Regions from separate parts of the Mus musculus genome. Here region 1 is linked to region 2. Evidence: chromatin loops called from intact Hi-C (ENCODE). Cell type or tissue: gastrocnemius. All regions are shown on one strand. Links, peaks and the distances in the headings refer to the core of each region. The heading gives the core; the rest is flanking DNA. Region 1 overlaps Arrb1 (arrestin, beta 1). Region 2 holds the start of Gm39056 (a long non-coding RNA gene).

What was found. Hi-C counts contacts between places; a loop is a spot of excess contacts. Peaks named below come from ENCODE experiments on the same cell type or tissue, not always from the same donor. Only the 100,000 strongest peaks of a DNase experiment are listed, where the experiment ranks them.
Region 1: a loop joins it to region 2, with 13 times the contacts of the local background. A loop is called at or near these places in 35 of 42 quality-filtered maps.

The regions. Positions count from the first base shown.
Region 1 is chr7:99,586,289-99,594,621 of GRCm38, reverse strand. Arrb1 (arrestin, beta 1) reads right to left here. Exons shown (of 16, transcript NM_177231.2): 4 at 7,363-7,407; 5 at 6,428-6,624; 6 at 5,668-5,727; 7 at 4,904-4,971; 8 at 3,224-3,359; 9 at 2,034-2,118; 10 at 1,560-1,632; 11 at 1. Among named protein-coding and RNA genes, the nearest start is that of Tpbgl, 37 kb to the left of the region's middle. In gastrocnemius, for the core only: a CTCF peak has its summit at 4,335 (motif pointing right); DNase peaks (open chromatin) are centred at 3,293 and 4,364.
Region 2 is chr7:99,494,842-99,503,174 of GRCm38, reverse strand. Gm39056 (a long non-coding RNA gene) reads right to left here and starts at 2,711. Exons shown (of 4, transcript XR_869821.1): 1 at 2,625-2,711; 2 at 1,875-1,936. In gastrocnemius, for the core only: no CTCF peak of the experiment used is centred there; DNase peaks (open chromatin) are centred at 2,794 and 3,839.

The sequences.
Region 1 (8,333 bases), core at 44-8,043, 91 kb before region 2:
ACTGGGAAGTAGAGAGGCAGCATGAAGATGACTCTTATCACAGCCAGCCCTAACCCAGCCAAGACGCCTGGACTGGCCCTGTTCCACAACGCCCTCTGCCAGCAACCCTTATCTCCCAGATGCAGGCAACCACTTGGGCTGAGCCCAGCTCAAGCAGCAAGCCCACTGCCATGGGAAAGAGGAGAGGCCCACCACACACAAGCAGGACTAATCCTAAACTAGGCATGGTCACCATGCACACTTAAATAGCACACTTTTAAAAAAGATTATTTATTTTATGTATATGAGTACACTGTCCCTATCTTCAGACATACAAGAAAAGGGCATTGGATCCCATTCCATGGTCATGAGTCACCATGTGGTTGCTGGGAACTGAAATCAGGACCTCTGGAAGAGCAGTCGGTGTTCTTAACCACTGAGCCATCTCTCTAGCCCACACATTTATTTTTAGTTTTTATTTAATGATTAAGTTTTTAATTTGTGTGTGTGTGTGTGTGTGTGTGTGTGTGCCTCCATGACTGTCTGTGCACCACTCACATGCAAGTGCCCTCATTGGCCAGAAGAGCGCATCATATCCCCTAGAACTAGACTTACAAGCTGCTGTGAGCAGCCTGGTGTGGGTACTGGAAAATGAACCCTGGTCCTTTGGAGGAAGAACAGCACGTGCTCCTAACTGCTCAGCCATCTCTCCAGCCCACGTTTATGTTCAAAAGTGGGCATACAAACCATGAGTAAATGCCTGGAAGCCCCCACCTAGGTTCTACCATTGAAACTTTACTTGCTGCAATGTGTATCTATCAGTCATGCACAGGAACCTCTGTTGTTCCCTTTGGCTGGTGCTATTTTATCCCCCATCTCCCTTCTCAAAGATGAGGCAGATGCGTGCACCTGACACTGGGACAGTCCTGGAATAAGACCTAAATTTGCCTCTTGAAGGGAGCAGAGCCGGCCACATCTCAACCCCAAGCCCAACCCCACAGGAATGCTTACTGGAAGCCCAGGCAGCTACCCTTTCTCCAGACTGCAGATGCAAATATGTGACAGACTATGGCTATGACTATGTTCCACTTGGGGTTAAATGCTCTCCTGGCTCTGGGTCATTCAACGTACCCCCCAACACTCACCAGAAGTCTATGTCTCATGGCTGTAGGTTTTATTCTTAATCAACAGTGAATTTGAGAATATCCAATAATGCAAGAATATTTGGTTTAGTAATAACAGCTCCATCTCTAGAATATTAGAAACCATGTCAAAGTGGCAGGTGCAGTTGCTCACACCTATAACGTCAGCGCTTGGAAGGCTAAAGTAGAAGGATTGCCCTGATTCCAAGTAAGCTCAGGCTCTGAGTTTCAGGCCAGCCTGGTCTCAAAGTGAGACCTGGACTCAAAGACCGAAACAGAAGCCAGTGAGGCTACTCAGCACATAAAGGCACATGCCACATGAGTCCTACCCCAGGACATCTCTCTGCAGGTTGAGAAGAGATGCCTGGGCCTGGACTCAGAGCTCCCCTTTGTCCTGTCTAGTCCCACCTGTCCAAAGTCGGCTTCAGACACACTTACTCAGCCTCCTCCATGGCCACTGGGCACTTGTACTGAGCTGTGTTGAAGAGACAGATGTCTGCATACTGGCGCACTGGGGAAAGAGGGAGCAGGGGAGGTGGGTACATGAGTCAGGGGGTACCTCTCAAGATAGCCCTCAAGTTCCCTGTAGTAGGTGTGCTTGCTTAGATTGAGACAACGACCAGCATTTATCAGAGGCCACCACCCCAGACTCCACCCACACAGAAAACCCCATCAAAACCCAGTCCCTTCCATGACCAAATCTTTCCTCCCAGAACAGCTTGTCCAGGGCCCAGAAAGCCTATGAAGGGGCATGCAAAGCGGTAAACCCACTGCCCCAAGTGCCTACAGCTTTGAAGCCACTGTAGGCTGACAGCAGACCCAAGCTTCCAAAGCTACTAATGGTATCATCTCAGGCTTTTAACAAAGGCCACACCTGCAGCTATCCCAACCCTCGGTAGGATCCCCAGCTACCCGAGATCTTGATCTTCTTCACAGTCTTGTTGGTGTTGTTGGTGACGTGGACATTAACGCTGATGGGTTCTCCGTGGTAATAGATCTGTGAGGCAGATGACAGGAGAGCATGGACAGGGACACTGAACTCTGCCCCCAGCTCACCAGCCACTTCCCACTGAGATAAAAGTGTCACAAAACTACCAAGCATATGGACCTTCAGTACCACTGTGGGACCTTTCAAAGATATCTGTATTAGAAGATGACATTCCTGAACTCGGGGGACTGCTCTGCCAGTCAAGTACTTGTGTTGCAAACACGAGGACCTGAGTTTGATCTTGTAATCCCAGCACTAGGGAGGCAGAGACAAGAGGATCCCTGAGGCTCGGTGCCCACAGAGTCTAGCCGAGTTAGTAAGCTCCAGGCCAATGAGAGACTGCCTCAAAGGAGGGGGATGGCACTCCTGAGAATAATACCTCCAAGGCTGTCCTCCAGATGTACACACACACCCACCCACCCATGCACACTCACACATACACACATAGGAAAATGAAGCTGACATCTTCGGCTCCAGTCTCATTCTGACCACCAGCTAAGACAGCAATAATAGCAATGATGGTGACAACCATTGCATAACCTTGGACAGGTTAAGTGAGATGCTGTTTCTCCTTTATCCTATGTGCAGGCTTGAACAGAGTAAGGTCTCAAGTTCCTGTGGGCTCTGATGGTCTGGGTTCACAGACACATTAAACTCTAGAAGACTCAGAGAAAGAGAGGAAAGGCTAACCAGCTACTGGAGGACCTGCTCGGAATTCTCAGGGACCACCTTGTCCAGGCTCTTGTCTTTAGCTACCCCAAGAAGGAGGGACATACCCATACCCCAGTCAGCTGGCTCAGAGTCACCTGACTTCAAGAACTTTTCACCTTCTAGCTCACTGATAAGGGTAATAGCAAGGAGACCCTGAGTCCTGTTCCCCATCACCACCCTGCTGATTAGCTGGGGTTCTCCCTCCAGTTTGAAACAGGCAATTATAAGAGTGTAAGGAGGAATGGCCAGGACCCTTCCATTGCTCCTGTTCCATAGGTGCACATGCCCACCTCTGCCAGTCCTTTGGACCCCAACAGGATTCCCCAAACCCTCAAGGACAGTCCAGAGACACTGGGACCTGAGGGATAGTAGAGCTGAGGACAGTGGTGTCTGGGCCTCTTACCTCCTTATCCAGTGATGCCTCAAGGTGTAGGGGCTTGTCTGACATAAGGAACTGTCTGGTAGTCTCAGCCGTGGGCTGAGGGCCAGGTCTCTCAGGGGCATACTGAACCTTCCGGATGACTAGCCGCACAGAGTTCCTAAGGAAGATGCATGGGGAGAAAGACAGAGTCACCAGCCTCCACTCTCTTCTCTGTAATACCTAGACCCCTCTCCTGTTCAAGAGTCTACTGTAGCTCCCCATTGCCCACTGATCACAGAGGTTGAGCAGGAGGGTTTGTCACCATGTGACTCAGCCCCAGCCTCCTCAATTCTGTCCCTGAGCCACCCGACAACAGCACTTCATTTGGGTCTGCGTGTCCCAGTCCCCAGCATGATGGTAAGAAAGGGCCTATTTTTTACTTTGTGTTCCCCGTGTCTCCTAATAGTGTAAGCCGCTGGAGGATGGGAACTTCTTGCCCAGCTGGTTCACTACCACGGTCTCAGCACACGGGCCAGTACCTGCTGCCTGGCAGCCTTATCTGCTATGTGGAAGCATGCAGAACTGACAGGCCCTTGTGGGAGGTGGAGGTGGGGGGGTCATTATGGGATGTTGATTCAGCCAAGAGGTGCAGGAGAGTGAAGAGGTGACTCAGTGAGACTCACAAGTGAGAGGGGTTCAGTGGAGGTCACAAGGCTTAGGGTAGAAGCAAAGACGGACTGAGCTGGTGAGTATGACCTGGGGAAATTACCTCCCTGTGCATCAGTTTTCTCATTTGTGAAACAATGACAACAGCACTTAGCCCTCAGGACCCCGGGGAAGGTTAAACCACATCTGTCCATTACTGTGAACATGACCGGAACTAACTAAGCCTTTGAGAACTGACAGCTATTGTATCATTATGACTAGTGAATCTTGGGAGTAGACTTAAGATGCCCCATTGGGAGAGGGTGAGGGTGGTGACTCTCAGTGTTTCCTGCTGTTCATTATTCTGCTCAAAATCCCTCTCATATCCCATAACGCCATTAGGTCTCCTTTGTCACAGATCTTAAGGGGACAGACACAAGAGAGAAGAGTCTTTCTTGTCTCCCCCATACAAGAACAACCACACAACAGATGAAAATGCTTGTGATACTCCTAGTCGCCACCAGGTGGCAAAGTCATCCCTAAAGAGCTGGTGAGCACCCCTCAGCGGCTGACTTAGGATGCAAGGGCATCATAGCCAGGTGAAGGCCAGGAGGCAGGAGGTCTGAATCCCAGGACCCCCAGGAAGGGCAGCCATGAGAAGTCAGGACCAGAAGCTTTGTCCCCCCTGTCTGCCAAGCACTATGGGAAAATGTTGGCTCTCTGAGCCATGCTGAGCACACTCTGAGCCACACTGAGTCCCCTCTATGTTCACCTTCCTCCACTTCTGTCCCCTGTTCAGATCTGTCCACAAACACAGGCTTCACTCCTGCTGAGGGCCTCCCAACTACCCACTGTTGAAAGTTAACTGAAGTTGGGGGTCTTTCTAATATCAACAGGCTGCAGGGGTAAGGCAGAGAGAGGTAGGGATGTGAGAGAAGCCTGGCTCACCTCCTCCAGGAAGCTCGCCATCACCTGACAGACTTCTAGACCCTTCTCACAGCAAAGCCTCTCCTCACTGCGACTCCTTCGACTCCCCTCATTGTCCTTCCTCCCTTCTCCCACCAGTATCCTGCCTACCTTTTGTGGATCTTCTCCTCCAGGTTCTCAGCACAGAAGGCTTTGACTTCATAATCCACACCACAGGCCTGTGGAGAAGGACATGCTGACCCCATGGCATTGGGGAGGCAAGGTCCCCAACCACCCTCCCACCTTACAAATTAGAATTCTGGGTGAAAACACAAGCTTCTCCCACCTGAGGACTCCTTGTCATGAATCTGAAACCCTGGTACCCAATGTTCACTTTGTCTCCACGCTGCCCCTGGCCCAGCTCCTTCCACTGGAGGGCTCCTGTGAGCCCACCAGCCAACCCCAATCCCATTTGAGACTCCAGCTTCAGTCTGGGTGGTTGTTCTCAAGACAGCCACCAGCAACATGACGACCCTGTGCTGAGTGTCACAGAACCCCCCTAACTCTCTAACAACGTGAAGGCGTATGCTCATTGCCTCTGCTTTGCAGATGAGAGAGTGGAGTCTGGGGGCTGGGACCTGCTCCTTCCACCCCTTTCTAAGCTTCAGCTATGCCCTCTGTAAAATTCAAAGTTACCAGGGCCTGTGTGAGGCCATGTGTAGGTGCTCAGAATTTGCTGGTCTTGTGCAGTCAACACCAGAGCCAGAAAAAGTGACTTGAGGGAGCCTGTGAATGATTGCTTATCCAAGGAACATCAGCCAGGCAGCTTCCACAGGAAAGGGAGTTTGAACTGTCCACCACCCCATGGGGGGGAAAACCAGGATTCTGGGGACATGAGAGTCTGGACCCGAGATGGCCTTCTTGGAGTGACCTACCTTTCCTGTGTCCTCAGGCCCAGGCTGCAGAGTGACTGAGCATGGAAGGTTTGGCGGGATCTGTTCAGGAGACAAATAACATGAGCTAACCTTTCACCTCTGCTTTGTCTCTCCCGACACACCTCTGTCGCTACTATACACCCATCAGACCAGACCCCGTGAGGACAGACCATCTCTCCTCCATCAGACCAAGTCCTCTGAAAACAAGCTATATCTTTTCCATCAGACAAGGAGCCCCTGAAAGAGACTGGTTCTCTCCTGGCCAAGCCATATCACACTATGCCCCACAGAAAATCAGGGCAGGCTATGGAAGATGAGAATTCAAATGCTCTTCACCTAGGTTCTCTACTCAGCCTTGTCCTGCGGTCATGGAGCCTCAGAAACAGGAAGATGTGGACTCCAGAAGCATGGGGTCTTGAAATGGTAAGGAGGCATGACAGTGGATGAGCGGGGCATATAAGCAGCCTGTCTGAAGGGACGTACACAGGGATCCAGGGCCAGGCAGGAGTCTTTCCTTCGCTGCAACCATCCCTGGCCCTTCCTTTTTCTAGTAACTTAAATGCAGGAGGGCCAGAGGAGTAACCTAGAGGTTAAGGTGGCATGTCCACAGTGGGCAGAGGTAAGGCACTTAACAGGTAATGTACAGGACAGCGCCTGGGTCCCAGCTGGGTGAGCTAAAGCAGCTGCCCTCCTGGGTTCCCCATGTACCGGCCCTGAGAGCATCCCAGAATGCTCCTGGAATGCAGGAAGGCGTGCTGACCTCAAAGGTGAAGGGGCAGGCATGCTCGCCCAGCTTCTTGATGAGTCGCTCCTGTAGCCGTGTCAGTGGCTTCTTGTCCTCGGGGGCCGGTGGGAAGGACTGCACATTGGCCACAAACAGGTCTTTCCGAAAAGTCAGACCCAAGACATCCAGGTCTTCCCGGCCATACCGGAAGGCGCAGGTCAGTGTCACGTAGACTGTGAGGAGCAGGGGAACTGAGGAGGGGCCTGGGAGGGTAGCATACAAACCCCCTCTCCCAGAGCTCCAGCTGTAGCCCTGGGGTTTGCATACTAGAGGTACAAGCCCATCCCAGGTTTAAATAGAATGAGTACATTGCCTTCTAATGCAAGGTGACTTCAAGGGCAGCCTTGATATGGTCTCTTAGGAAGGAGCCTCATGATGGCCCTCCCTCGCTCACCCCAGTCCAGGAGTATGGAGGAGCAAGAAGGATGGTTAAGCAGTCAGACAGCCATGGTAATTGGATTACATTGGTGGACTGGGGAGCAGGGCAGAGAAACAGCCTAGAGGGAGGCCCACAGAAGGATGGGTCTAAAAGGCGGGGGAACCTCAGCCCAGCCTAACCCTAAGCTTGTACACAGACCTTTCACCTTTACCATCTATAAAATGAGACCCTCTCTCCTGTTCCGCTGTCATCCTCCCTCCCCCAAGCCTTGCTGTGTTATTGATGGGCCTGGGCTTGGGGCGTAAGCTTTCATATGGTGAGCAAGAAGCAGGAGACCTCTGCATCAGAGGAAACCAAAGTTCTTAGTGCGGTAAATGCACTGGTTCATTTAAGGAAACAGGAGAATGGACAGGGAGGTGCCATGGGATTCGCTGAGAGGCTGCTTAAGCATCAAGGCAGCATGCTGATGTCACTGGAGAGCAGAGGATGTGGAGGCTACAGGCATGCTGGGAGTCGGAGGACCACAGCTTACCTCGCCTTTCTTTGAGATACTCAGGATCCACCAGGACCACACCATCTGGGGGAGACAATGAACAGAGTCCCCCTGCGTGACCTTCTCAACCTGAGCCCCGACCATCCACTCAAACCAAATCCCAAAGGCAATCAGGCTCACTGTCCATTGGGGCATGGCCCTCTGCAGGGTGTGTACCTACTATCAGAGCCGTTGACAGCTCTATAGGAAAACACAGCTACAGTCTCAGCCTATAGAACAGGGTTTCAAAGAGTGGTATATATGAGGTGGTCCCCTGAGTGCATACTGCCTAGGGACATCATGGTGATTTTAGATTGTGTAAGCACACTATGTCCTCCACACAGTGACAAAACCACATGAGGACATTTCTCAGAATTGCCATCATTAAATGACTAATCTCGCCAAGAGGCTACTAACTATGGTAAATGGCCTTGAGTCATGTTAGGCCAGCTTTGTAATAAACAGACTCTGCACCAGGCTTAGGATCAGCGAGATTTTCAAAGCTTCCTGAATTGGGGGGGGGGGTGAGAGGGGTCTATGAATCAGGGGTTCTGGTCAGTCTCTCAGGGCTCATGTCACATCCGATGGGCAGCGTGTGCCAACGTGCACATGGGTAAATTCTGTCACACACAGAAGTATTTGGACAGCCCCTGGCATGTGTGAGCCCGAATGTTACGGTTTGCATCTTAAATGTCCTCCAAAGGCTGATGTATTGAAAGCTGGTCTCCAAAGCAACAGTGTCTGCCTTGGGAAATGATGGCTCACAGGGCTCTACCCCAGCAGGGAAGTCACAGCTTAATGGGTTGCTGGGAGGTGGTGGGCACCGTAGGAGATGGGGCCTGGTTGGAGGAAGAATGTCAACACGCCTTGAGGGGTGTGTTTGGTTCTCAGTCCCTTCTTCCTTCTCTGTTTCCCGGTCATTGTGAAGGACACAGCTTGCTTCCTCCACATGCTCCCAGTCATGACGTTCT
Region 2 (8,333 bases), core at 65-8,064:
GGTTGTCCAGATCGCCAGTAGTTTGCCATTTCTCAGTCTTTTTTTTTAATATTTATTTATTTATTTATTATATGTAAGTACACTGTAGCTGTCTTCAGACACTCCAGAAGAGAGCATCAGATTTCGTTACGGATGGTTGTGAGCCACCATGTGGTTGCTGGGATTTGAACTCAGGACCTTTGGAAGAGCAGTCGGTGCTCTTAACCGCTGAGCCATCTCACCAGCCCCATTTCTCAGTGTTAGACACAGTTTGCTCTGCACTTCCTGCTTACTAAGGTGATTTTTATCATTCTCAGGTCTCTTATGGGGTCGAGGACTAGATAGTTAAAGTCTTACAGTTTTCCTTGTTATTAGATGCAAAAAAGAAAACTCACAAAAGTGTAAGTTTATATAAAGACATAAAAGCTTGAGTTGTGAAGGATCTATTAGAGTTAGAGTTTTAGGGGTTAGGAAGATGTTTTAAAGGTGGTAAATACAAGTTACAAAGGTAGAAGGACATAAAAGTTTAAATTATGAGAAGGTGTTTCAAGGTTGATGAAGGTTGGAAGGTCTAAGAAGGCGTTCTAAGGCTGGCCAATGCCACTGTGAAAGTTAGAGCATGTGAAAGCTTGACTGATGATAGAAAGTGACTCAGGCACAAAAGTTTGTACTCACCTAGTTAGTACAGATAGTAGAGTGCTGTCTCCAAGGTTGCCAAAATACACATGGACTGGACTCTGTGAATGCAACTCTTACCTCATGTGTCTCATAACTATTCTCATTGTGTATGTATAGCTTACTGATGTTAGAGAGAAAGCTATTTCTTGGACTAAAAGAGGAAGATGTTGGGGTACATTGTATGAAGGTGTGTCCCTACATATTAAATTATGAATTCTGTAACAACAGAGAGCTAAATGCTGACAAAACCTTGGTATAGCCTAGAGGCAATCTAGAATTGTATCTGATTGTGATGAGGAAGTGGAGTGTGTGTGTGTGTGTATGAGAAAGAGAGAGAGAGAGAGAGAGAGAGAGAGAGAGAGAGAGATTCACACTAGCAGACACAGAGGTGAGCAAATGGACCAGACCAGACCAGACCAGAGAGGTAGAGCTAGCCAGGTGGTGGGCTGTAGGTTAGTCAGAAAGATATAACCTCCATGACATCATTTATATTGATGGCAGATCTGAGATAGTTCCACTATCCTTATCAAGGTCAAGACCTTCTTGTGTTGTAGGACCCCTGTTCCGAGCAAACAAACAAGCCCAACAGAGCTAGGAATGGTGGCATATATCTGGAACCCTGATGCACAGGAGACTAAGGCAGGAGGCACCTGATCTTGAGGCCTGAGCTACATGCAGTGATGCCACGGTAGATACATTTTCCTAGTTTCCCTACTCCCCCTCCCTTCCCTTTTCCCTCTTGCTCTGTCCCCGCTCACTCCAGCTCCCGCACACTCTGGCCCCATAGGGTTTTTTGTTTGTTTGTTTGTTTGTTTCTCATTAGGGATGGCTGTGAGCCACCATGTGGTTACTGGGATTTGAACTCATGGCCTCCAGAAGAGCAGCCGGTATTCTTAATCACTGACCCATCTCACCAGCCTGTTTCCCTACTTTTTTTCCCCTATATTTTCTAAGAACCTGTTTTTAAATACATCTATATTTGCAAGTGCTTAAGTATACAAGCAATAAATGCCTGTGTTTGTGTAGTGTAACTAATAAGTGAGGTTTTAAAAGTTAAAGAGCATGGAAATGAGAGACCAAAGCCAATATTCTAGCACTCCCATTTCTGTTGAATATAGTCTGGCCCATCACTCAGACTCCCAGAGATCCACCCACCTGTGCCTCCCAAGTACTGTGATAAGAAGGCTTGTACCACTATGCCCAGTTGTTATATTTACCTCAGTATCTTCTGGGGAGACTCTTGGAATCCTCACAAGACCCCTCTCCACAGCAAAAACACCTAATAGATTAGATTAAATTAACTACCCATACACACAAAAAATCCTATAAATACAAAATACACGTTGGATTTCAGTATTAATACTAAAAAATGTTAATAACAATGCAAGATGACTAAAACTTTATATTAATAACAGTTTAGAAATATGGGATTAAACTAAAATATTAAAATTCTTTTCTTTTTCTTACTTTTGTTGAAAGGGACTTTTTAAAGGAGAATAGAAATAAGAAAGACCTGACTGCTCTTAGGTATAGTCGAGGAGAATGTTTACTGTAGATAAAGGGAGAACTAGCAGAGGCAGAGGCAAGGACATCTGGGAGAGTCCAGAGTGAGCAAGACCCTGAGGAGAGGGGAGGAGCCGCTGACTGAGAGGGTCAGCCTCGTCCAAGAGATTGGTCAAGAGACTGGCATAGCTAAAATATCTGAGTTATGGGGTCCAGAGGAGCTGGGGCAGGAGAAGTTCTGTTAGGGGCGGGGTGTGCTAGCCAAGAGGGCCTTGTAACAGGTAGAGATCGAGGGGAGCTGGGAGAACCTGGCAGCCAGCTTTGATATGTTGATGAACACCACAATTAGCCATTTATTCAGGGTTTGAGACCTAATAAAAAGAGTACTAGAAAACTTGAAAATAAACCAACATTTTATTTAGGAAAAAAAAAAAAGGAAAAAGCAGGAAAGCTAAATTACATACGTTGCTCACATTGTGTTCCTATTGGATAGTTCTTGCTCACTTCCCACCTCCGGGCTCCAGGCCTTCCTTCCTCTGCATTCACAGCTGTGGCTCCAAAGAGACAGCCTCAGCCAGGCTTTTAAGCCTGTTTTCTCCTGCTTTCAGGACAGCGCTGAGGCTTCTGCCCTGTGTTCTGCTGCCCCCAAGCGGCTGCTCTTCTACGCAACCCTCCAATGACAGCTACCCTTAGTAGTGGGGTTGTATCTAATTCTTGAAACACTTTTGAGGTCCCAAACCAAGGATCCTAACTCTTTCCAATCCTTTGATTTTGCTGGATTCGGAGTGTGGAGATGAGACGGTCTTTCCCGCCTGCCATCTCAGCACGTCCGAGGTGGAAGTAAGAAACTGAGGCGTTCAAAGACATCCTCTGCTACACCAAGAGTTTGAAGCCAAAACAGAACAAAAATCCAGTCTACAAAAGGAACCTCGGTTATTTCTTGGTCCCTATTGACTGTCCTTTTGCTTATTGCTAGCATGATTAAAATGCATACACTTTTTTTTGGTCTCTCACTACAGATGGTTGTGAGCTACCAGCTAGGATTTGAACTCATGACAGAACAGTCAGTGCTCTTAACCGCTGAGCCATCTCACCAGCCCTGCATGCACCTTTTAATTGTGGCTACTTGTTGGTGGAAAGTTATTGTTTACATCTGAGAAAGATGCAACTCACCCCTTGATGTTAAAAAATGCCTGAATTTATGGAGCTAGAACTTGTGTCCTAGAAGGTAATTTTCTGTTATTGGCAATGTTATGTTATTACTGTGTTATGTTCATAGCATGGCAACAGGCTTGATCTCACCACGAAGTCATAATGGAGGTTGTATATGAGAATTATATAGTGTGCCTCATTCTTTTTGCCAGATCAAGCCTTCATCCTCACAGGTTAGTGCTCTACCACTGAGTTACATCCACGGCTCTTAGCATTATAGAATGTCTACCACACATTTAGCACAGGGCCCAGTACATTGCAAACTCCTGGTAACTGTAGCCACTAATGTGTGAAACTGTTACTTGAGTAGGCATGATTTGAGGGTGTTCTTTGTTGCATGCTAGGACTCTATGTCAGAAGCATCATGTCAGTCAACAAAGGGAGTGGAAATGAACTACATTTCAATCTGACAGTAGACTGGGAAAATGCCCAGCTGCTTGGGATCTTTCTGGAATTTTGCCAGTCCTGGGTGAACTCAGCCAACCAGGGCAATGGGAGCAGATGGGAGAGGTCATGGATCAACTCTACAGGGACCTCTGAGTTTCCAAGAATACATGAAGATATCCCAGGGCTGCGTGGAACTATAGATGAGCTGACATAAAATGGGCAGCTCTTTAAGGAAAATGGATCTGTATATTTTAAGTAGATTATGGTCAGTATCAAATTCCAATAGCATTCCTATTTCTGTGAATACAGGGTATTTAAAAGAGTGTCTAACTGCTCTGTTTTAAGGCATTAGCATTGTGATAAATAATGCTACAAATTATAGTCTTTGCAGATGTATTCAAACTTAATGAGGGAAAGCTGTCTGTAGCTTGGGTACAAAAGTTGAAAGTTCTCTCTGGGCACTATGGCGCACATCTTTAGTCTCAGCACTCATGAGACAGAGGCAGGTGGATTTCTGAGTTTGAGGCCAGCCTGGTCTACATAGAGAGTTCTAGGCCAGTGAGGGCCACCTAGTAAGACCTTGTTGCCAGAAAAGGAAATAATAATAATAATAATAATAATAATAATAATAATAATAACAACAATAATAGTAAATTTTCTAGCCCTCAGCTTTTTTTTTTTTTTTTTTTTTTTTTTTTTTTTTTGGGTTTTCGAGACAGGGTTTCTCTGTATAGCCCTGGCTGTCCTGGAGCTCACTTTGTAGACCAGGCTGGCCTCGAACTCAGAAATACGCCTGCCTCTGCCTCCCGAGTGCTGGGATTAAAGGCGTGCGCCACCACGCCCGGCGCCCTCAGCTTTTTGTAGGGAGAATGTGAACAGAACTTTTTGGAGATAGAACTACGTGCTATCTCCCCAAGAGGGGAATTGGTGGGCTGCAGGTACAACCACCATTCCTCCAAAGTAACAAGCTTTCCATGGCCAGTGAAACAGCTCAGCAAGAAAAGATGCCTACCACTGTAGTTCCAAGGAAGTGTACGTGAACCCCAAAAGACCACACCAGGGTCTTTATTCGAGCTAGCTTGGGCTTCACCACCAACCTGAAGGACGGTTCCAGTGGAGGAAACGTCCTGAACATTTATTGAGACAGGTTTTAGAGAAAACTTCAAGCAAGGGGTGATTATTTCTAGCCTGGCAAGCATCTAATCAGAGTGCTACTGTGGCCTTTAGCATAATTGGCTGGTGCTGGGAGCCCAACCATAAACTTCTGATTTCTTCCTAATCGGTGGCTGTTAGGCAGGGGCAGGCTTGTAACCTGGAGATGCAGATTTGTTGGGGGAAATAACCTGGAGACTGGTGCTAGACGCAGGTTTGTTGGGGGAGATTAAACTGGAAACACAGGTTTTGTTGGGGTTAGCCTAGGAACTGGAGCTACGCTCGGGTTTTGTTGGGGAATAACTTGGAAACTAATGGTAGGTGCCGGCCTTGAGTTCAAACTAGATCAGGTTCTCTAAGCTGGAGTCTGAACCCAAAATGTGGTCTCTCACCACCAAGCCTCACGACCTGAGTTCAATCTCATGAAACCACGTGGTAGAAATGAAGAACCGATTCCCAGGCGGTCTCCCATCCAAGTACTAACCAGGCCCGATCCTGCTTAGCTTCCGAGATCAGACGAGATCGGGCGCGTTCACGTTGGCCTTAGCATGAAGCTGGTATGTGCATGCATGTGTGCACACACAATGATAATAGATAAGTAAATAGTATTTTTAAAAGCTTTCCAAGGCACCTGTGTCACCTTACAATCTCTCCCAAGTGAGTGGGGATTGTTGCAGTGCATTTGCAAAGGAGTGATGAAACTTCATTCAAAGCAAAGTGATGGAACATGTCAGGCACAGGGTCAAGAGTGACAGTTGTTCCATGAATGAGAACACTCATGGGCCCAAGTCATTATCTGACTTATTCATTCTTTTAATGAAGTCTAAAGAAGGTGTGGTGGTGGCAGTCTGCTGTTTCACAAGAACAACTTACCCATCATCCATTGAGTTCCTCGATCAGAGCCAGGACTTTCTTTCTTTTCTTTTTTCTTTTTCTTTTTTTATTTTTAGCCAATCAGATTTATGTATCAATAATATCACAGTTTACAAGATGCCAATACAGTAATTTAAGAGCCAGTTGATAATGATAAAAGCTTTATCCCAATATTTCTAATCTCGTGAAGTCATAACTACTTGTGGCTAGAATTCACCACGCAGGTATACGCCAGCAGCCATCTTCCTTTTCCTTCTTTGAGATGCTCTCTCAAAGCCAGGACTTTCAAGACCTGGAGAATCAAACTCTGTAGTCCTAATGGCATGTCTCTAAGAAGGAGCCCTCCGCCTGTACCAAGCCTGCACCTATCCTTCCTGTGACTTGGTTCCCTTTGGAGTCCCAAGTCTCTGACCTACTTATTTTTTGTTCCATCTTTTTCTTTCCAAGGAATGGCCCCTGCTGTGTATATCATGTCTATGTGGGCCATTTTGCCTGTATGGGACACAGTGTTCCACGTATGGGAGATGGTGGTAACTAATGTCTTATGCTTTTGTAAGAGATGAACCATGTCTTGCTGTTGGGTGACATTACGTGTGAGATCAACCAGCATAGGAGATGTTAGCAACCTGAGACTCCACTTGGCTTGAGCCCCTTCCTACAATGTCCTTAGTGATCTCTGTTGGCAACCTAGGATCTCACACCTATATCAACCTGTACCCTCCCATACATACACAACTCCAAACAGTGGGATTATTTCCCTTAATGATCCTTCAAGTCAGATTCTACTTAATCACATTCTAGTTATGTCTTAGCTATAAAGGGTCCAGTCTGCTTTGAACTGTTTTGGAATCTGTCTAAAGTTTCTATTGCTCTGATGAAGTATCATTTCCAAAGGTAACTTGTGGAGGAAAGAATTCATTTCTATTACACTTTCAGGTAACAGTCCATCACAGAGGGAAGTCAGGGAAGGAACCTAGAGTCAGGAGCTGTTGCAGAGGGCATGGAAGATAGCTGCTCCTTATGACTTACTCAGTCTGCTTTCTAATAGCATTTGAAACCAATAGCTCAGGGTTGGGCCCCACTCATGAAAGGCTGAACCCTCACACATTAATCACTAAGTCCCACAGACTTGCCTACAGCCTGATCTTATAGAGGCATGTTCTCAATTGAGGTTCCCTCTTCTCTGAATACTATAGCTGTGTCCAGCTGACATGAAATTAGCCAGCACAGGATGCATGGTCAATAAGACGATCCATGTCTCCTAAGAGAACATTTAGGAAGAATTCCCTGTTACTATCTTGTGTCTATGCATCAATGGGCATGCACGTGATTAAAATCAGGTGCATTATGGGAAGAGACAAGCACAGTAATCACTGGTGTCTTAGTTAGGGTTTTACTGCTGTGAACAGACACCATGACCAATGCAAGTCTTATGAAGGACAACATTTAATTGGGGCTGGTTTACAGGTTCAGAGGTTCAGTCCATTATCATCAAGGTGGGAACACGGCAGCATCCAGGCAGGCATTGAGCAGGAGGTGCTGAAAGTTCTACTTCTTCATCTGAAGGCTGCTAGCAGAATACTAGCTTCCAGGGAATTAGGAAGAAGAAGAATTGGCTGAGCAGTGGTGGCACACACCTTTAATCCCAGCACTTGGGAGGCAGAGGCAGGCAGATTTCTGAGTTCGAGGACAGCCTGGTCTATAAAGTGGGTTCCAGGACAGCCAGGCCAGGGCTATACAGAGAAACCCTGTCTCGAAAAACCAAAAAAAAAAAAAAAAAAAAAAAAAAAGGAAAGAAAGGAAGGAAGGAAGAAAGAGTAGGATAATCTGTCCCATCTAACAAGGACTCCTCATGTACAAGATGAGACACCAAAAGCTTTTCAGATGTGACCATGCGACTGAAGCACAGCAACCCTACAGGGTTCGTGTTAATTTCCTGGTTTTCAAGGGGACTAGAGGCCTGGTCAGATCACAAGGCTTGCTGGTGGCAGCACTGGGGTGTGAGGCAGATCGAGCTGGCTGCAGATTTCCACCCTGTGCTGTCTCCAGCTGAACAGCCACGACTGCTCCTCCTTCACAGGATGTGCCTTCTCAACTCCTGCATCTCAGTTTTTCAGGTCCATAGCATCACAGGGGAAGTTCTGCTCCTCACAATGGATACCCACAGATAGAGAAAGATATGGAGACTCCTGTCTCTAAAGCTTACACTAACCATCCATTCTCATTTTTCTTTCCCTGGGACTTTTTTTTTTTTAAATAAAATGTGTGTGTGTGTGTATGTCTGTGTGTATGTGTGTGCGTGTATGTATGTGTGTGCGTGTGTGTATGCATGTGTGTGTGTATGTGTGTGTATGCATATGTGTGTGTGCGGTGTGTATGCATGTGTGTGTATGTGTATGCATATGTATGTGTGCGTGTGTATGCATATGTGTGTGTGTGTGCCTGCTCATCTGTATGTGCACCACACCACATGTGTGGAGACCTCTATAGAGGCCAGAAGAGGGTCTCTGATCCCCCGAAGCTAGAGTTACACAAGGTTGAGTGACTTG